Linked DNA regions of Mus musculus: region 2 is linked to region 1. A link is a loop called in an ENCODE intact Hi-C map of the cell type or tissue named here. Cell type or tissue: heart. All regions are shown on one strand. Links, peaks and the distances in the headings refer to the core of each region. The heading gives the core; the rest is flanking DNA. Region 1 holds the start of Prss56 (protease, serine 56). Region 2 overlaps Dis3l2 (DIS3 like 3'-5' exoribonuclease 2).

Region 1 (9,767 bases), core at 1-8,000:
TCAGCCTGTTGGCTGTGGAATGAGGCAAGCAAGGGGACAGGTGCTGGTGGTTTAGGGGTTTGGAAAGAAGAGGCCGGAAACGCAATCTGATACTTGAAAGCTGGTGATGAGGGGGTGGGGTTTGCCAGTTAGGGCAGGAGCCAAGGGCAGAACGAAAAGATCCCAGGCAGGGATTGTCACAGATTGTTGGTAGGGTGGGGCCTGGTGGGGTAGGGTGGCAGAGGGTGGGGGGCGAATCCTCTGTGTGTGTGTGTGTGTGTGTGTGTGTGTGTGTGTGTGTACACCTGTCACAATTGCTTCTCTCTTTCTACAGAGGGTTCTGAGGTGAAACTTCTTGTACAGCAGGCAACTGTTACCTGTTGAGCCATCTTGCTAGTGCTCCACCTGTACTTGTGTATTTTTTCCCCCATCTTTAAAAATATTACCTCTAAGCTGGGTGTGGCAGTGTATGCTTTTAATCCCAGCACTTGGGAAGAGAGGAAGGATCTCTGAGTTCAAGGCCAGCCTGGTCTACAGAATGAGTTCCAGGACTGCCAGGTTGTTACACAGAGAAGCCATGTCTCCAAAAAACCCCAAAGATTTATAAATAAATAAATAAGTAAATAAATAAAATCCATCCATCCATCCATCCATCCACCCATCCACTCAGTGTGTTTCTGCGCAGTTTGTGGCATGTGTGGAAGTCAGAGGAAACTTGAAGGAGTTAAATTTTTTTTTCCTTTCACATGGCTCGGCAGCAGGTACCTTTATTTGCTAAGCCACCTTACTGGCCCATTTCTTTTCTTTCTTTAATTTGAACTGAAGTCTCCTCACCGTTCCTGCATCTATGAGTAGCCAAAACCAAAGGGAAAGAAAAGGGGATCCACTGGGGCAAGGAGGGTCGTTTCCACACAGAGTCAGGCCTGTCCGTTGTAATGACTGTGGCTAGAAGTCAGTGGTCGGGATAGATGGCACTAAGAGTATGCTTAAGAGAATACAACCCTCAAAGGTGCCTGGGCACCGTGATCTGCTTCTATCTAATAGGAATCAGAAAGCCAGAACCGTCAGGCATGGAGGGAGGAGGCCATCTAGATGTCGGGGAGACTAGCAATGGGGTGAAGGGATGCCCATAGGGTCTGACAAGAGAGGAGCCGACTGCAGCATGCACTGGCAAGTCTGAGCCTATTCTTTGTTCTAAGCAGAAGTTTGGAGGTGGCCTCATAAAGGCTTGCTTGCTTCCAGGGAGAGGACAATACTGTCACCATTGTCTGCCAAGGTGCAGTGGTGGCTGAGCTCTTTGTACTTCATGCTGGACCTTGTCAGCTTCCTGATGGTGTCTTTGGAGCAGACATTGATCATTTTGCTCATATGTGAGGGTGCAGGGGCTCTCTTAGAGACCCAAGAGATGAACCTCAGGGCATCCTTCTTGCTGTCATTGGTCTCATAGGTTGCATCATTGAGGGCAGAGTGGCAGCCTGGTCTGGCAGGGTCTTGTCATAGGTTTGGGCCATGTCGCCTGCTGAATCTTTCTGCTCTGCTCCAGGATGGTGTCCGGGTCCTCACTCAGGCAGAGAAGCACAGCTTCTCTCTTTGCTCCCCTTGGCGCGGTTGACTTGCGTACTAAATCACTTGCACGTCACCGATCACCTTGAGGTAGCCATACCAGAAGCTACGGTTTTGAAAGGGAGAGGGGGACACGGAAAGCCACAGAAGGACTGAGGCTCTGGAGCTGCTGCTGCTGCTGAAATCCAGCTGATCTCCTCCACCTTATTTTTCAAGACAGGGCCTCTTCGCTGAACCTGGACCTCGCCTGGAGCAGCTAGAGTGGCCAGTGAACGCCCGAGGTCTGTCTGCTCCTCACTGCCATGCTCCTTAGCTAGGGCTGTGGTTTACAGGTGTACTCTGCCCCTGTGGCTTTTACCTGGGTTCTGAGGTCTTGAACTCAGATCCATATGCATCAAGAACTTTACCCACTGAGCTATCTCTTCCAGGCCCTGGTTTCGTATCTTTGTGTGTGTGTGTGTGTGGGGGGTAAGGGGTGCTCTTATTTTGTAGCTCAGGCTAGCCTAGAGCTTACTATGTAGCTCACATTCAAACTCAGTGCAATCCTGCTTCAGTCTCCAGAATGCTAGCACGGCGAGCACAAGCCACCACTTCTGGCTCCTTCCAGCTCCTTTGTGGTCTCTGTTAACTGCTCTTCGAGGTTGGCCCCTGCCCTACTCCCATCTAATGCCAGCCCCTTCCCATCCCAAGAAAGCTCCAGATTTTATGTAGAGTATAAATAACATTTATTAAAGCAGCCATGCGTGTCTGGTGACACATTGAAGAAGATGAGTGAGATCCAGGATCCCCACTCTATCCACACATCCAAGATCAACTGGAATAGAGAGACTTTGTATGTCTCACACAACCGCTTTAGCCCCCAGGACAGTGTGACCATCACAGGGTTGCCTGGTTCAGGGAACAGGAGGCTGGAGTTGGCCCTGGCGCTCCTTTCCCAGCCTCTGTCCTTGATCAGCACCTATCCAGGGTGCCTGGGGCTCTCCTTCTGTCAGGGAAGCTGAGCGGAAGGCCTTCAGGGCCTGCACTAGTAGCCGGGGGAGACTATGAGCCAGTGTGGAAGGTTCCAAGCCCACTAGGCCACTGAAGACCACACGCTGGTCCCCCAAACCGGCCCTCACCCAAGCTCTGAAGAGTCCTGTCAGTGTCTTGGAGCCCAGATCTGCCAGCACCTGCAGAGGGAGGAGGTTAGGACCCAAAAAACCACTCCTGAGGGTTTCTGACCTGAGGGTTGCTCTTGCCTCCTGGAGCTTTGGAAGCTACTTAGAGCCTTGCCCTGCCCCTTCATCTCCCAGAAATCCATCTAATTTCCAGATCAGGCGAATGCTCTAATGAGCCCTTCCACTCTTACCTCTCTACCTCCCATCTTCATAGCCACCTGTTATTCCAGCTCACCCTCACCCCCACTCCGCCCCGGAAAGGCTGGATCCCCCTGTCTCTTCCTTCTACTGAGCTCCAGTCAGGTCAGCTTTCACAGGCCACTGTGAAGGAGCCTGGGCAGCCTGGGGACCTACCTCATGAAAGTTCATGGCCAAGTGCTCAGCTGGGATCTGTAGGATCCAAGCATGCGCTCGCTGAATAGCCGCTAACTTCTGTTGCAGAGGCTCCAGCCCAGGGCAGCCTGCAAGAAGGGGAGATCCCCAGACTATGAGAGAACTGTGTGCTCTAGATGGGGAAACTGAGGCTGGCAGAGGTTTCGTGATCATGCAAGGCTGTGTGCCTCTGACACCATCAAGGACTTAGTGCCACATGTCTCCCTAAAAAGGAATCTGTTTTCCTGGAAGAGAGGGAGTGAGCGCCGGTTTTCTCTGTTGTCATTTGGAATTTTCTAGCAGACAATCCCAGCTTCTCTCTAGAAACAGCCTCTTGGCCGCTCCTCTCCAGCAGGCCGGTAGGGGGCGACATTACCCTTTGTTTCCGGGCGCCGCTCCGGCTTTGGTTTCTGGAGCCAGGTTCCCGCAATTCGCGATCCTGGAGGAGACCACAGGAAGTTAGTGGGCACGCCTCGGAGAGGTTACATGATTCCGAGACTCTGGGGCCTAGGCCTGGCTGGGGGCACTCAGGATACCTGAGTATAACCGCTGTTCTCGGGGATTGTGACCGGGAAGCTCCTGGAGCGACGGCGCGGAGCGAGCGGGCGCGGAGACTCCACGCCGCAATCCTGGCCGGGGGCCGAGCAGCTCCTGGGCGCCCCGCAGCAGACCAAGCAGGGTGTGCGCCAGTGACCGTAGCTCTGCGAGCGGTTTAGAGGTGTAAGGGGCCCACCGAATGGTGGGGCTCGCACCCCATCTCCCACCCCCACCCTCCAACCTCCCACCCCTACTCCTCCTCCCCCACCCTGGCAGGGGTAAACAGGACTGACCGCACCGTCGCCTGCGCTGCAGACACTGTTGGAGCGCTAGGCGCGCACAGGAGCTCTCGGACCCTAGGCACTGGCGCGCATAGAAGGCACAGAGGCCCGGGGCGTCCGTGAACGGCTCCTCTTCCCGAGCGTTCCAATTTAGAAGTTCTCTGCAGCTAGGCTCGCGAGTGGAGGGGCCCGCTGCAAGCAGATGCCAGATCACCCCTTGTATGTGGATCTACAAGTCACTCATCCGCAGCTCCTCCACAGAGACCCGAGTAGCGGGATGGAAACCGGCTTGCCCAGACCTATCCGAGGTACCATTAGCTAGGGGATGCTCACCGCTCATCTGCTCCTGCAGCCAGTCTTTGAACACGGTCACACGGGTGTAGACCCCAGGCTTCCCTGGTTCCCCACAGCCATCTCCCCAAGAAGTGACTCCAAAGAGGACCTCTCTGGGGCGCGGGCCGGGCTCGGAACAGGTTAAAGGGCCCCCGGAGTCACCCTAAGGGACCAGAGCCAACAGAGAGCAATGCATTCACAATCGATCGAATTATATCTGCCTAGTACCTGGTAGGGAAGGATTGGCTCTGGCTGCGTCTGTGATTACTACTTGTTTCCATTTTATTTAGGAAGATTTAGCGGTAGGTAGGAGCTTTCAGCTAGACCCAGAGAGAACAGGGTTATCTTGCCAAGGGGAGAGACGCACCCAGGGCCCCCTGTCAGTTTTAGCTCATACCTGGCATGAGTCGATGCCCCCTGCCAGGTAACCAGCGCAGAGCATGGTGCTGGGCCGCAGCCCAGGCCCCAGGACCTTTTGACAGGTGTCTGCACTGAGCAGCGGAACGCGGGCCTCCCTCACTGCCTCAGACTCAGGCCCGTCTACAGGAAAGAATGTAAGGGGTCTGGGTTTGGAAGGCAGAGGCTGCGCCTCGAGATCCCCTCTCACTTGCCCTCTTTAATTCCTCGTGGTTTATGCGATGGAGCATCATTCTAGTCTCTCCAAACCCCACCTCTTCAGCTTACTTCCACCACCCCTAGCCCCGCCCCCATTGGTTCTTCACTACCCCTTGCAGCTAGCTTATCCAGGCCCTAACTGGCAATACCTTCGAAGAGAGCCCCCCAGCCTGCAATGGCGCAGGGGGTGCCGGCAGGAGGCTCCCGAGAACCCTGGGGAAGGCAAATGGGGCGCGCAGGCCCCTCTGGGCTCACAGGCGTCCACAACTGTACCAAGGCCAGGTCATTGTGAAAAGTCTGCGGGTCAAACTAGAGAGCAGGTGGCGGTTCAAGGTCAAGGAAGAGGGTTTGGGATGCTATTCCCAGCTCTGAGGACTCAGGGCGTGTCTTCTCACCTTAGGGTGGGGCAAGATGCGGTTCACCTGCACTTCTTCCGCTTGCTCCCCCTGAGGCCCCTCGGCGAGCATCACAGTCCACAGAAGCTCATTCGAGGCACTGCAGCGCAAGTAGTGGGTGACACCAATCAGGGACAGAGGGTGGCGTGAGGCCCCCTCAGAGGCCCAGACCCTCATGCACCCACACCATCCAGTGAGCCTGTAAGTGTGGCTGTTGTGACCCAAGGGAAAGAGAGGGAGACCGGGAAGGTGCAGATTCCCTGCAGTGGGAAAATTCAGTGTGATGTTCTCCTACCCTGGGATCCCTCACCCCCACCCCCACCCCCACCCGCAACCGGCATTTTAAGGCCCGAGGTTGGGAGCTAGCTTCCGCTAGGGGGCAGCAGAGACCTGCTCTGCTCTGCTTTGGCCCATGGGTGCTTAGACTCCCATCGGATTGGGTGGCCCTGCTGAGCAGGTGCCTGGAATCTCGACGACGTACCCGGCGAAGCAATGTGCAGCCGTGAGCACCCAGGATGCTGCTACCAGGACACCCCCGCACAGAGGCAACCCTCCAAGTTGCAGCCTCACTAGCCAAGGCCAGGCCCCCGAGGGAGCCGTGCTGCCACCGACTATGCGGCCGTGAGCCCGGGTCGTGTTGGCAACGCCTTGATGTCTTTCTCCACATTGTACTAGAATGGCAGAAACGGCGTCATGAAGCAAAAGTTTTAGTTATCTTCACGTTGAGGCCCACCTCGCTTTCAGCCCTTGGAGTCTTTTAGTTTCACCTGGCTCCGGTGGGTCCTGGAGGAGGGGGGCTTGAGGTCTAGGGCGTCCAGGTCCTACTGAGAAACAATCCTTTGAGCCTCGCTGCGCCCTCTTGCGGATCTTTCGCTTTATTGGGGGGGGGGGCTGGGCCTCATCTTTCAACCACTCTCCACTTGGCCCGCCTTCTAGCACATGGAACTATTTGAGCAGCCATGAACTGTGACCACCTGAGCCCACACTCTCCCCTCCTCCCTGCTGTGTCTCAAGTTTGGCATACCCCTTCCACTTGGACCTTCAAAAAGAATCTGACCCCAAGGACGATGGAACCTAAAAATAAGGGCTGGACATGGACAAAAGGAGGAGTCCCCTGTACCAATGTGAGTCTGCTGGGTGGGGTAGCACTTCTGGTACAACCTTGGCATTCATGTAGTCTGTGCTGGATCTCCATCAACACGCGCTTTATGGCCCACTGGGCACTCCTCTGGGCAGCCTGCAATGCCTGAGTCCCCTGGGCAGATAAAACTGGGAGGGGGAGGGACATGGGACACAAAGTCACATTCCCTTGGCAGAGAGCCCCACTCAGTCTAAGTCTTCCTGAACCTTGTCTGGGGAGTCCCAGAGAAGCGTGGTGAACTCTTAGACTACCAGGGATGTAGAGATGGGGAGAGAGGTCAGGCCCCAAGGGCCAGCCCTCAGGGCAGATGGTGCTACAATTGGGAAGGAATCTCTGAAAAGCTCCTTTCTTAAAGATTTCAGAGGAAAACCACTGCCCACCGACATCCAGGTAATATGGTTAAGGTATCCATCTTTGGGCCCAAGGCATGCTGCCCCGGGTCTTCTAACACCGTTATCTCTGGAACCCCTTGGCAGTGTTGCTGTCTCTGCTTCCTGGGTGAGGCTGTCTACCCTCCCTTCCTATATCCCAGTTCCAGGCTCCTCCTTCCAGCAGAAGGTGGGCAGAAGGACCACAGGCCCTCCTAAGTGTGAGAGATAAGCTCATTTCCCTTGTCCTCCCTTGACCTCACTTTCCCTATGCCCCTCCCACCTCCCGTGGTTCCCTCGGACCAGCCCGGCTCACCTTGCAGGGCGCCGGGGGACAGGCGCGTGTACAGTGGATGCCCATGGGCAGTTTGGGAGTCTGGGGACAGTAGCAGCAGCAGCAGCAACAACATAGCCAGCGGCATGGTGACCTGGGGCCAAGGCGGGAGACCCTGTCCTCTTTATTCCTGGACTCTACCCTCTCCTGTGATTCTTCCTGCCCACAGACTTTGTGTCCCTCAAACCATCTGATCCCGTTGTCTTACACTAAACTACTCACTTCTAATGGTCCGCACCTCACCTGGCCCTCACCTCCTGGGAGCCCTCAGGGAAACGATGCCCTGGAGCTATATAGAGGACAGAGGGGTGTGTGTGCGTGGGAGGGCAGCCAGGACTGGGGGAGGGAATGAGGTAGTGGGCTGGACCCTCACCTTTGAAGTCTCATCGTCCCACTCTGCGTCTCCCCACTTCTGTGAAAGCGGCCCTTGTTCCTGCGGTTGCTTCAAAGGGGCTGAGATGGGGCTGGAGAACTGACCGTTGGGCTGGGGGCCAGGCAGAGGGAGACTGGTGGGCAGGGGCTGGGAGGGGGGATCCCCATCTGTTTCTGCCACCCTGGGGAGTCCACTGCTCTGCTGGGACAGGCACTTTTGGAGGGAGGAGAGCTAGGGATAGGGGTGGGTGTCCTGGGCAGTCTCACCCCCTAAGCAAGCCATTGAACTTCCAGCCCCTCTGCCCCTAATTGCTTGGCAGTGTCCCTCCTCCGTGTGGCCCTTTCTAAAGATGATCAAAGCATTCTAATTTGCGCCATAATTGCTGCACTGGGGTAGCGGGGTGGGAAGAGGCAAAAGCAAGCGGGAGATGAAAGGCCCCACTGTGGCCCAGTTTGGGGAGCGCAGGATCCAGCAGGACCCCTGTCCCTGCCCACTCAGTGTGTCCAGCTTTGTTTTCAGTTGCTGTGACCCTGATCTGGCAGGAGGGACTCTTGAGAGAAGGTCATAAACAGGCAACTGTCCTGATATCCAGTCACCACCTGGGGTAGGGCCGAGCCTTTGGGTACAAACAAAACAAAACTACCCTTGGCACCTTGATTTGTGCTGGCAGCAGGGACATGTTGGTTAAGGGTTTAAGTACAGGAATTGGGACACACTGTGGCTAGGGGATGTGTTCTCTTCAAAGGGACTGCTTATCACAGCACGTAGCCTGTCTCCCACCACCAGGAAGGTAGAGAGAACGGTAGGTATAGATTGTTGTGTCAATTCAATGACACTAGGGATTGGAGTTATCTCTGCATATCATAGGTAAATCCTATGTGCTCTCCAAGTTTCTAGCAGAGAGGTATGGCTCCTGTATGCCTGCTGAAGCCTGGCCAGGCCGGAGTGGCCAGCATAGAACTGTCTGTCCTCACTCTGCCTTCTTGGCATGTGTCAGGCTTTGAGTCCAGTCTGATGGCAGGAAGGGAGTAGACCCTTCTCTCACCCACACAGCAAAGGGCAGGGCATGGAAAAGCACACTGTTTCAGATCTGGCTCCTACAAGTTGAGAAGACCCCCACCCCACCCCACCCCATCCTTGTCTCGACTCCTGGGATCCTACAAGTTGTTGGGAGCATGTGGAATCTCTTCCTTTGGCTGGCATCAGAGCAATCTTTCTTTTCCCCCAGGATCAGATTCCTGGGCAATTTTAATTCCCAGGGGTAAGGTGGTCTTTTTGTTTTAAGAGTCTCAATGGAGCCTAATGGAGGGCCGTAGGTCTCCTTCACCCCTCCCAAAGGCAGAGACAAGCCCTTGGGCTCTGTACTTCCACTTTGAAAGGAGGAAGAGAGACGGGGTGTGGCAGGGAACCTTGGGGGTTTCTTCAATATATCTAGAAAGCCTTAGTGGGTTCTCAGGAGGTATCTGTGAGTTCAGGTGAGGAAGAAGGGTTGGGGGTGTGGGAGGGATGGGAGGAGTGAAAGGGGACACAATGCCCCCTCCCCCAGAATCCAATGATGTAGCCTCTTTATAGGTATGCTCTGGATGAGCTCTGTGTGTGTGTGTGTGCAGGGGGGGGGGTGTCCCCCTCCCTCCCTTCCCTCCCTCACTTAGGCCTCCACATAGTCACAGAGGATCCGTTACTCACTGCACCACAGTCTCCTCACTGTGAAGTGTTTCACGCATTTGATCCTGGCTCAGTCATGAGCCATCTACCTTCTACTTAAACTTAAATCAGCAGAGGCAGGATGATTCTGGTGAGTTTGGGGCCAACCTGGTCTACATAGTGAGTTTGGGGCCAACCTGGTCTATACAATGAGTTTCAAGCCAGCCAGGAAATACACAGTGACAAAGAGACAAGTGACATGTCCCTTGATCTCCATGCTCTTTTAGGAGAAGGAGCAGAGAGGAACAGGAGGATGGCTTAAGAAACCCCCAGGCTGTCTTTGAGGACAGCATCTCTGCATCAGCATCAGCCGGCCCAATGGGCACAGGGGTGGCTGTGAGCCGATGTTTGATGCAATGGAATTTGAGAGGAGCCTGACATCAGAGCCTCTGTGGGATGAGAGGCCATTCAGCTGTGACTCAGACAGGCCCGTGAGGCTGACTGTACTCCTGAGTGAGCTTTCGTGAGTCACTTCCTGTTGGAGCCCAAATCATCCCCCCCAAAAGATATGCTGGAGTTTCAACCCCCTTACCTCAGAATGTGACTTGATTTGGGCTATGCAACAGTAAAGAAGTTTGGTTGCTCAGTCCAACGTGACATAGAGACAGAGGCCAG
Region 2 (9,767 bases), core at 1,284-9,283, 150 kb after region 1:
AGTCACCCTGGGTCAAGATGATTGCAGATAGGAAAACATATGGCCATGTTGGCCCAGGGCTGTGAATTGTCTTCTGGAGACACAAGCAGAAACTGAGGATGCCGCATGTCCCTGGCCAGCCCAAGATGCCAACCTCCAAGGGAGAGCAGCCCGTAAGGTTCCTCAGCTTCTGGCTGAGCCAACCATATTTCCTCTGGCTCTGATCTCTTCCCAGTTGATGGTCACACTAGCCACAAGTACAAGTACAGTACAATACTCTAGCATATGCCAGTCAAGAGGGTAGTTTGTTAGCTTGCCAGCCTGCATCAGTTTGCTCCTGAACAACTGTCCACGGTGATCCACAGGTCTAAGAGACCTGAGCCAAAGGAACCACTGAGCCGCTGCAACCTAGGAACAACCTAGATGAGGTCTGGCTTCAGCCATCACAGCCTTGGAATCAGCAGCTGTTGCCTAGAAGGATGTTCACTTCTTTGAAAGCTCCAGAATCCCTGGCCAAATGACATCCTTTTCTGGTTACTCCATGTACATAGCCCTAGAACTCAGAGCACAGCCCCCTGCTGGATCTTGAGCTACATCTGGGGCAAGTTGCTGGGGACAGAGGGCATAGTCTTCATAGTAAGTCATGTTTATCTTTGTTTTCAGTGGTGGCTCAGTTCCTCAGAAAGGCAGCGTGAGGAGGAAAAGAGGTCAAGGCTCCTCCTTGGTCAGTGTAGCTATCTCTGGGCAGGGCAACAATCATGGCTTCTCTGTAGTGGCCAGAGACCACTGGGACAGCTTGTGTCCTGTTTCAGCAGCTCTCTTGGGAACCAGGCCTCACTCCCCACTGTTGTGCTGCTGTTGCTGTGCCCTGACCTGTCCCTGTCACTTGCCACTTAGTCCTTGCCATCAGAATCCTGGTGGGAGCAGCACTCCACAGGGCACAGCCTAGGGTCTTGTGTGCACTGTCTAGGGTAGGTGGTAGGGTGGGGAACAGGCAGCCAAGTCCCCGAACGGCCCTGATGGCTCCATTCCTAGTAGAGCCAGGAGTTATCAGGAAATAAATCAGCTGTGGCTGGCTGAGGCTACCTGACTCTCATGAACAGATTGAATCTGTTGAGAGTGACCCTTGAAAAATGGCCTGCCACTGCCCTGGCAAGTGCTGGGGCCCACAGCTGACCCCATTAGTACCTGTAGCTCCAATTGACCTGCCAATCTACTGAGATGGCTCCCATCCCAAGGATGCTTAGGCCCTGCAGAGACTGCAGTGTAGGCTGGAGGGCTGTGACAGCCTGCTAGGAGCCAGCCCATCTATCTCCTAGCTGTCACTTGCTTGGGAACATGGGCCCAAGCTCGAAGCAGACTGATTCTCCTGCAGACTGCAGCTACAGTAGAGATGGAGACCTTTTCTCTTGCCTGGGGTCTCTAGCAGCCACAGGCCATACAGCTCCTGAGGGATGGAGCCTGCTTTTCAGCACAGAGGATAGATTTCTTCTGGAGCTCAGTGCGCCTGTCCCAGGTGTGACTGCAGCTTTTCTTGCCAGATAGTGTTCCTCAGCGCCTCTCTATCCAGTAGATCCCAGAGCAGAGCAAGACAGTAGTGGGCTATGTACACGTGGTGCTTGCCAGCCAGAGCTATGGGTACTACTGGGATCAGGGGCTGGTGTGGCCCCTCCTTACCTGCATGGGCCGGGAGTACATGTTGGTGAGCACCTCCTTCCGGGCCAGAGAGTACTTGTCATCTCCAAATGTCTTAGTCAGGCTTTTCTAGAAGTAAACCCCAGAAACCTGTATGAGATATGGTTGGCCTTGGAAACAGGCTTGATCCCATTTTGGGGAAGGTAGAGAGGGGTTCCCAGGCTATGGGCCATGTTGACTACCTGCAGGGTGTAAGAGCTGTGATCCATAGTCTGTGTCATACAATGGGCCTAAGATCTTCCATGCTTACAATAGGCCAGCTCTCTTTATTAGAGGAATCCTTTGCCTACTTCACACCCACCTCCATCTTGGAACATGGGTGGGAGATCTCCTTTTGGTGGGATGAGCAAGGACACTGGTTCTGCAGCCTCATAAAGCTTACCTCTGAGAAGGGAACATGTGAAGTGCTTCCCTCTAAGAAAGATTCCTTGCTTCCTGTTACCCTGGCTCAGCAAGGACCAGTCCAGTCCTTGCTAGAGGCCATGCAAGTGGCTACACCTTGAATAGTCTCCCTTGGTACAGACCTGATAATAGAGCCTACCCCTAGTGGATGCCATCTTCTCCACCGCAGGGGAGACTGACCTGGCTACATAGGGAGTGGCTACATGGAGGCAGACAAGTCACCACCAGCCCAACTTCTAGGCTTTAATCTCTTTTCTCCAAGCAGGTCTTCCCATTACCTGCCCACTAGCACTCACATTTAGGGCCCCTGCAGAGCTGACATCCATGGGCAGCCCCATCTGGTCACAGAACTCCACCAGGTCACTGAGCATCTTCGTCTGTGGTGGGGGATGCCGGCGCAGCAGGGCCTGCTCAGGGAAGGTGCGGAAGATCTTGTGGGCCACCGCCATGTTGGCCAGGAGCATGAACTCCTCTACAAGCCTGTGGAGGATAGACAGTAACTAGAGGGATCCTGGAGACAGGTGCTACTGCCCCTGTCCCAAGGCCTTGGCTCAGCTGATTCTCTAATACCTTAGTTCTCAGTGTAAGAACCTTTCTGTGACCTGATCAAACTAGTTCTTCTGCTCTTTCTCTTTCATCTCCATGCTCAGATTTCCTAGAGTCAACCTGTCAATAATGACTTTCTCTTTTGGTCTGAATGTGTATGTGGTCTCCTGTCTCATTTCTCACTAAATGGGGATGCTCTCAGGTCATGCCTGGTCCAGAGATGATACACAGTAATGATCTCTGGTAAGAAGACCTGCTGGGCTTCCTCTGGGGCTCACTTGTAAGAAGAGCTATCATTCTATTTTCCTTCACTTCAGTGTAATTAGAATTACTATAAGTAACTAAGTACATGGGGATAAAGCTCTAAATAGGAAGATGAAAATATGTCAAGGCCCTAGTGAGAAGAGGTGGGGACTGATGGAAGATGGAGGAAGTGTGTCAAGGGTAGGAAGCCAGGCACAGCAGGAGACAGAGTCAACCAGCCCTGAAGTTAGTTACCTGTATTTCAATCCTGGGCAGGCAGGTTCTCCCCTGACCCTTGGGGCTCCCTTGGTGAATAAGTGGATTGAACATGAAGTCTTTCAGGTGTGTACATCCTGATACTACTATAGTCAGCATGTCCTGTGTGGAAAAAGCTTGCTCCCTGGGAAGGCAAAAGCCATTAGAGACCTTGTTCAGCTTCGAGGAGACACCCCAAGCTGCATGTTGAGCCTTAGTCTTCTTCTCCCACTGAGGCAGCTCTGAGAGTCTGCCAGTGTCTGAGGAAACCTGGGATAAATCCCTCTACTGGAGGCTGAGTAGTGTTGCTTGGTCAGATCTGTCATCTAGACAAGTTCTTAGAAGGAAAATCAGACATATAGGAGAATGTTCCTTCTCCAGACTGGACCTGCTGTGAAGACGCTTGCCTCTGCTCTGTCTAGGTGCCTATTTGCAGAGCTTTCTCTACAAGGGGCTCATGAAGCCCACTAGGTGGGGTCTGGACACACCTGGCTCCTGTCATGGGGACCTGTGCACACCCGATCCTGTCATTGGGGCCTGGGCAAGCCTAGCTCCAGTCATGGGGGCCTCTGCACACTTGGCTTCTGTCATGGACTCACTAGACTCAGCTCAAGAAGAAAAGCCTTTGTGTTACCCACTAGTTTGTAGGCAGAGCTTTTTAGGCTGACACCCTTATCTCAGTCCCCAATCCCTTCTTGTGCTTATCAGTACTGACAATCACCATCACTGACCACCAAGCCTCTGAGACAGTTTGAATGCTGGTTCTACCACACTCTTGTTGTGGAACCCCTGGTGAATCTCCTGTTCTTCCTTCCCAAAGTAAGACAATGCTAATGTCTGATCACAGGGCTGGTGCAAAGGCAGAGGGAACATGTGTTCTGGGCCAGATACCAAGCAGGAATATCAACTGTCCAAGACACAGTGGTGCTTTCCTTTCTTCACATACACCACACAAATGACTAACACATCTGATAATCCTTCACCTTGTCACAACCTCCACAGTGCTGGGATGCTGTCTGTCCCTGCTCAGACTGTTAAATAAATGCTCTGACACTGCTATGGGAAGTCAGGACTGTTTCCAGACCTGTTCTCTTTGTGCAGTCTCAGAATCCTGTTGACCAGAGTACACAGTCTCTTGTAATCCCAAGGCTGAACTAGGACTGCAGTTTGTAAATGAAGCCGGCAGGTGGCAGTAGGGCCCCACAGCAGGACTGTGAGGATAAGGCTGTTAGGCAGGCAGGAGCAGGGTGGGCTAATGGCTCAGGACAGGGACCCTTCTCCATGCTCCAAGCTATAAGTCAGAGACTTTGATGGGATGATCCAGAGTCCTGGTCCACAGGAACTCTTCTGCTTTGTTCCACATGAGTTCATGGTGGGAGAAGAGAGATGGGGTGAAGGAGGGGCCACTATGGGAAACAGGCATGAGAAGACTCCAGGCAAGCAGCTTCTCCAGTGACCATGACCTGACAATTTATCCTCCATGGACATCTGCACAGCCCTGTAAGCTGCCCAAGACCTTGAGAAAAGAAGAGCATGTCTAACTCTGATCACAATCTGGCATGACTCTGGTTGCATAGGCTGGCCTTGTTCAGGCACCTTGGTGCCTGTGATTCCTATTTCCATTAGTAGCCCTTGTCCATCTGTCCATTCTGCACCCCCTGTCCATCTGCCCTTCGCTTCCTCTCTCCCTCTGAGTTAAGACATCAGCCTAGGAATTCTTCACAACAGTCTGTCAAGAGCAAAGCATTAACTTAAATCCTGTCACCAACCAAGAGGATGCACGGAACAAAGTTCCCACTTCTGGGTGCGGATAAGGCTCGTTAGTGTCCTAGGGTGGTTTGAGGAAATGATCTTAAAATCCTCTCATCCTGCAAGTGGAAGGGGAAGGAGCAAGCATGTGCACATCACAAAGGACCCAGCGATACTCTGGCCCAGGAGCTCCCAGACTCCCAGGAGGCCCAGGATCTAGAAGATCTAGAACTGACAGGCTGAGACATGGCCAAACCAGCAGCAGCCAGAGCTCCACTGAACTTAAGATTCCCTGTGGGGCCAATCACCCATGGAGGGGTGCACAGATCTCTCCTCTCACCTGGGGCTAGCCAAGGCCCCTCTTGCTGGCACCTGTCTACCCTTGTGCAGTTCTCACAGTGATCAGCAGGGGGCCACCAGACTCTTCTGTTCCAGTCCTGGGACGTGGCAAAAGCCACTTAGAACCCAAGAACTTTCTGGGAAGAATAGCTCGAGAGTTTACAAATTGTGGCCCAAAGTCCAGGGGTCCCTGGAGTGCCAGTTGCTGTTTCGTTAGCTAAAGCTGCCTTTTGGGCTGAGGGTTCTGTGCAAACCGGTTGGCTGTGGGGTCTCTGGCAAGCGAGCTTATCAATCTGAGCTTTCCTCTCTTGTGGGGAAAGGGGCAAACTTCACATAAAGTTTGCAGCCAAACTCAAATGATGCCTTGTGCTATCCCAGGGCAAATGAACCAGGCTGGAGCACATTAGGGTATGGAACTGGGAAAGTGGCTGAGGGTTGTCTGGGTTGCCATGGCCTAGACTCTCCTTCTGGTCTGGGCACCTGCCTTCAGTCTTAGGGCACCTCCTCCCCAGGCGACAGCATCGCATAGGCATGAGATCACTCAGCCCTGCTGGGGATGGGGAGCTAGCTGAATCCCAGCAACTGCCTGACAACTGCTCTAAATAGGGGCTCAAGAATGGCTGACAGCCAGGATCACCTTCCAGAACAGCAAGCCAAGCCCTCAGAGATGGGGCCTCAGTCCCAGGTCTGGCATCTGCTGAGCATCTGGAGGCCTGAGCCACTGGGGCCCCACAACTCTGGAGGTCTTGGGTAGGACTCTTCTGTGACAGGAGGCTGTCAGCCAGGACATCACGGTGAAAGCTCTGCAGCCCTCTCTCAAGCAGTCCCTACCTGCTGTCTGGGCCTGCAAGGCCTGGGGAAAGAGGGGGAAGGTTTGCTGTTTCTCATCCCAGGGACCAGCTGAGCCAGGGTTTCATGTCCTGGCAAGCCATAATCAACCTATATATAAGTGCACACCAGAGATGCACATTCCATGTCATAAGAAAGGAAGCTTCCGCCCAGAACGGTACTGATACCACTTAAAGGGAAAGGTTCAGATACAAATTTACACTGCTGTCAATTTATTACTATTATAGGCATTCTTTACCTTAGGAAGTGAGTATGCTCAACACAACTTATGCTGCTGGACACTGCACCTACCATCCGAGGACCCAGACTGGGCCATGTTTATTTACTTGTGTCCAAATGTGGTTATTATTTGCTATTTACCTAATTTTTTGAGATTGTGTCTTTCTCTATGTAGGGTCTTTCAGTCTACATAACCTCAGCATCCTGACAGGTCAGACAGTGGTTAGGTGAGAAGCCTCTGAGGAAGGCAGGCATGCCAACCAAGTGAAAATCAGCGACCAAGTTCCTGGCCATAAATAAGTACCACTCAGACTACAGTGTGTCTACCCTAGCCTAGCTAGACCTCCTCTTGTCTGGGCACCTGTCCTGTTATTGCTTTTTTTCTTTCCTTTCCTCTCCTCTTCTCTCCTCTTCTTCTCTTTCTCTTCTTCTCCTTTTCTCTTCTCTTCTCTTCCCTTCCCTTCCCCTCCCCTCCCCTCCCTTCCCCTCCCCTCCTTCCCTTTCCATTTCTTCCTTTCTTCCTTTCTTCCTTTCTTCCTTTCCTTTCCTTTCCTTTCCTTTCCTTTCCTTTCCTTTCCTTTCCTTTCCTTTCCTTTCCTTTCCTTTCCTTTCCTTTCCTTTCCTTTCCTTTTTTCTTTTCTTTCTTCCTCTTTTTAAAGAGCAACAGGGTATGCAAGAGTTGCTCAAATGGTCCAGTTCTAGGATCTGGAGTAGATTTCCAGAAGCATCTCTTGCTTTCCTTCCTGTCATCACTGTTGTCCAGGTCGTCATCTCCTGCTACTGTGTTGCCTTCACACAAAACAGGGTCATGTCCCTTCCAGCAGGAACCACTGTTTAAGACTAGCAGTTCCTCTACCTGGCTAAACAATATGGTATGTTTTATGTATGTTTGGACTGCATCACTCTTCTTCCCTGCTCCATCCTACTTTGGCTCTACTGAAGTCCTGAGGCCCTTTTGGCTTCTGTCCTTTCATATACTGTTCTCACAGCCCAGAGTACTAGGGCTGCTCCTCGCTCATGTCCTTTCTTTGGCTATCACTCAGTTTGGAAGATAGCATGAGGAACTCTCTCTTAGCATCCTCTTGGTCCCCATCATAGCATCTGGCCTTCATGACTGTGATGGCCTCTCTCGGTCCTAGGTTGTATCTCGTCTCCATCCCTAGTGGTATATGTGCTAGTCCCAGAGTGGATGTTCAACAACCTGCACAGAGTGAAGGACTCCTGGGAGCAATGGCATCAGGCTCCAGTTCAGGAGGTAGGACTGTTGGGTCCCTCTATCACTATTGTCCTTTCTGTTTAGTTCTCAGGTGTTTCTAACTTCCTAATACTCACTGCCAGGCATGCTGATAATTTGGGGTCACCAAGTCTCCTGATCTTTTCTCTACAGGCCCTAACCAATCTACTGAGTACTACTTCCTTATCTCCTGAGTACTACTTCCTTATCTACTGAGTACTACTTCCTTCATACACAGCAGCAGAGTTATTTACACTAGCAATGGCTGGTAGGCCTCAGCTTTCAGAGCTAGCTTTGAATCCCTTTGTTGGATTTCTTACTCATCTTTTCTAGCTGTGGCCTCACTCCACCCTGGGTATCACTTCTCCTATGGCCCTACAATGTTCTTATCTTTCTGGGTGGCAGGAGCTTAATGTGCAAATAGGGAAGTGATCTGCTCCAAGTCCTATATCCCTACGCATCAGTCTGTGCTCTTGGGGCCAGTGGCCTCAGAGGCAATCAGAATGCCTAAATACTTCCTAAGACGCCCACAGGTATATCCATCCACAGGGAGGTACACTCACAAGCAGGATTCATTTCAAGGGATGTCAAGGAACCAGAAATGAAACACAAAGCTCGAGGTGGAAAGGCAAGGAATTGAGGGTACAGGCTTGGACCCCACTCAGGAGCTGGAAGGCTACTGAGCAAGAAAGATGTTTCAAATAAGTATGTGGGAATAGTTGGGGCTGGGGGACAGAGTAGGACCGGATGAGGGATGAGACAATTAAGGGAGGGCTTGAGCGAGCCAGGTGACGAAGGCGTGTGCACTGGCCCCCAGGAGGCCAGAACAGAGAAGGTAGAGGTGGTAGAATAAGGCAGAGGGACATGGAGGAGCTGTAGCAGGCTGCCCTGTGAGAAGTGCTGCAGAGGCAGAGGAAAGGGTAAGAAAAGGCCCCTGAGGCTGGCAAGTTGAGGCAAACCACCAGGGTGGTAGGGCTGGGGAATCTGGTTTAGAAAAACAGGGAAGGGGTGATAGGTCAAGTGCAGGCAATGCTCCATTGAGTTTTGGTGAGTCAGTGACAGAAGGAAGGAGCCAGGGCCTTATGACTAGTTTTAGACAAGTCGAAGGTATTCTAGGAGGCAAGGGCTCATGCCCTGAGAGAGCCCGCAGGAAGCCATCCAGCAGGCCCAGAGGAGGGGAAGGGAAGAGTCACTGGCTTATGTCTCATTGTAGAGCAGGTTAAGGAAGGGCCTTGTAGGTAGGTCTGCAACCTCTGTCCTGACCATGCTACCTATAGGAAGGCTGGTTCATAGCAGTCAATGCTGACACCATGCTGCAGCTGTCAAGAAGAGAGGACCCTTGCTCAGTCTATAGCTAGTCAGGGACAAAGAAGCTAGATGCTTCATTCTCTGGGCTCCTCATCTAGCATGATGCCACAGGGCTGATGGGTAACCCCAGAGCACCGTCCCTGGAACTGTCAAGCCCACTGGGCAGTGGAGAGAAGAGAAAGTACTATACCCACTAGGAACAGCTACCTCGCTGTGGCTCAAGGACAGGAACAGGTCCCAGGTGGCTGCTGTTTCTGCCCCTAGAACTCAGTTTCTGGACAACAGTGAGATGCTGGCACTAACTTTGGGTCTTGCCTCAGGTGGGGAGGTGGTGCTGAGGGCAGGCCCTGTCCAGACTCATGCTCCTCAGACTTTGCCTTCATATTTTCTACTCCTCTGTACCTGGTCTCTCAATACTGCCTGGCAAGGGAGGTGAGGTCTGTAGGATGTTCTACCCTCAGATCCATTTTACCTGCTAACCCAGAAGAGAAATTCATCTTGGGATGGGAAGTCAGTGGTCTGATCAGCCCTTTCATACCCTGAATACTTGCAAAGTGGCTTCTGAAGTTGATCTGGAGCTGAGCTGCTGAGATTGAAGCCTACTGGGCCAGAGGTGAGCATCTGCCTGGCTGTTGCTGAAACCTGAAACTCCATCCATCTTCAAAGACCAAAACCAAGTGTGAGACAGAAGAGCCTCTCTGCCCTTGGCCACTAGGGCACTTGTTAACTTTGTGGGAATCTCATGCTAATGGAATTAGGCCACTCACAGAGATTGTTCAATTAGTTCTTGGTGAAAACTGCTAACATGGAAATTTGATAAGAATTGCTCCCAGCTAGTTTCAAATTCATTTCTTCGGCAAACCAAATTTCCCCCACATGGGTACATCCTCACTGTTGGCTTAAGGAGCCCTTGGGCTCCCCAGTAGCTGTGAAGGCAGCTGCTGGGCTC

The links. A loop is a pair of places that touch in the nucleus more often than their neighbours do. Peaks named below come from ENCODE experiments on the same cell type or tissue, not always from the same donor. Only the 100,000 strongest peaks of a DNase experiment are listed, where the experiment ranks them.
Region 2: it touches region 1 in a loop (2.6-fold over the local background); 10 of 42 quality-filtered maps call a loop at or near these places.

Annotation. Positions count from the first base shown.
Region 1 is chr1:87,180,889-87,190,655 of GRCm38, reverse strand. Prss56 (protease, serine 56) reads right to left here and starts at 7,342. Exons shown (of 13, transcript NM_027084.2): 1 at 7,058-7,342; 2 at 6,394-6,501; 3 at 6,000-6,053; 4 at 5,714-5,903; 5 at 5,233-5,332; 6 at 4,987-5,146; 7 at 4,620-4,762; 8 at 4,223-4,385; 9 at 3,902-4,081; 10 at 3,608-3,772; 11 at 3,448-3,510; 12 at 3,054-3,160; 13 at 2,251-2,711. The coding sequence starts at 7,163. The coding sequence ends at 2,436. Chrnd (cholinergic receptor, nicotinic, delta polypeptide) reads right to left here and starts at 59. Exons shown (of 12, transcript NM_021600.3): 1 at 1-59. In heart, for the core only: CTCF peaks have their summits at 3,427 (motif pointing right), 5,417 and 5,619 (motif pointing right); a DNase peak (open chromatin) is centred at 5,775; H3K4me3 peaks cover 1,207 bases; H3K27ac peaks cover 648 bases; H3K27me3 peaks cover 7,137 bases.
Region 2 is chr1:87,036,806-87,046,572 of GRCm38, reverse strand. It overlaps Dis3l2 (DIS3 like 3'-5' exoribonuclease 2), which reads right to left. Exons shown (of 21, transcript NM_153530.2): 15 at 2,373-2,556; 16 at 1,657-1,743. Among named protein-coding and RNA genes, the nearest start is that of Gm28375, 26 kb to the left of the region's middle. In heart, for the core only: CTCF peaks have their summits at 4,308 (motif pointing right) and 5,272; DNase peaks (open chromatin) are centred at 4,335 and 5,262; H3K27ac peaks cover 300 bases.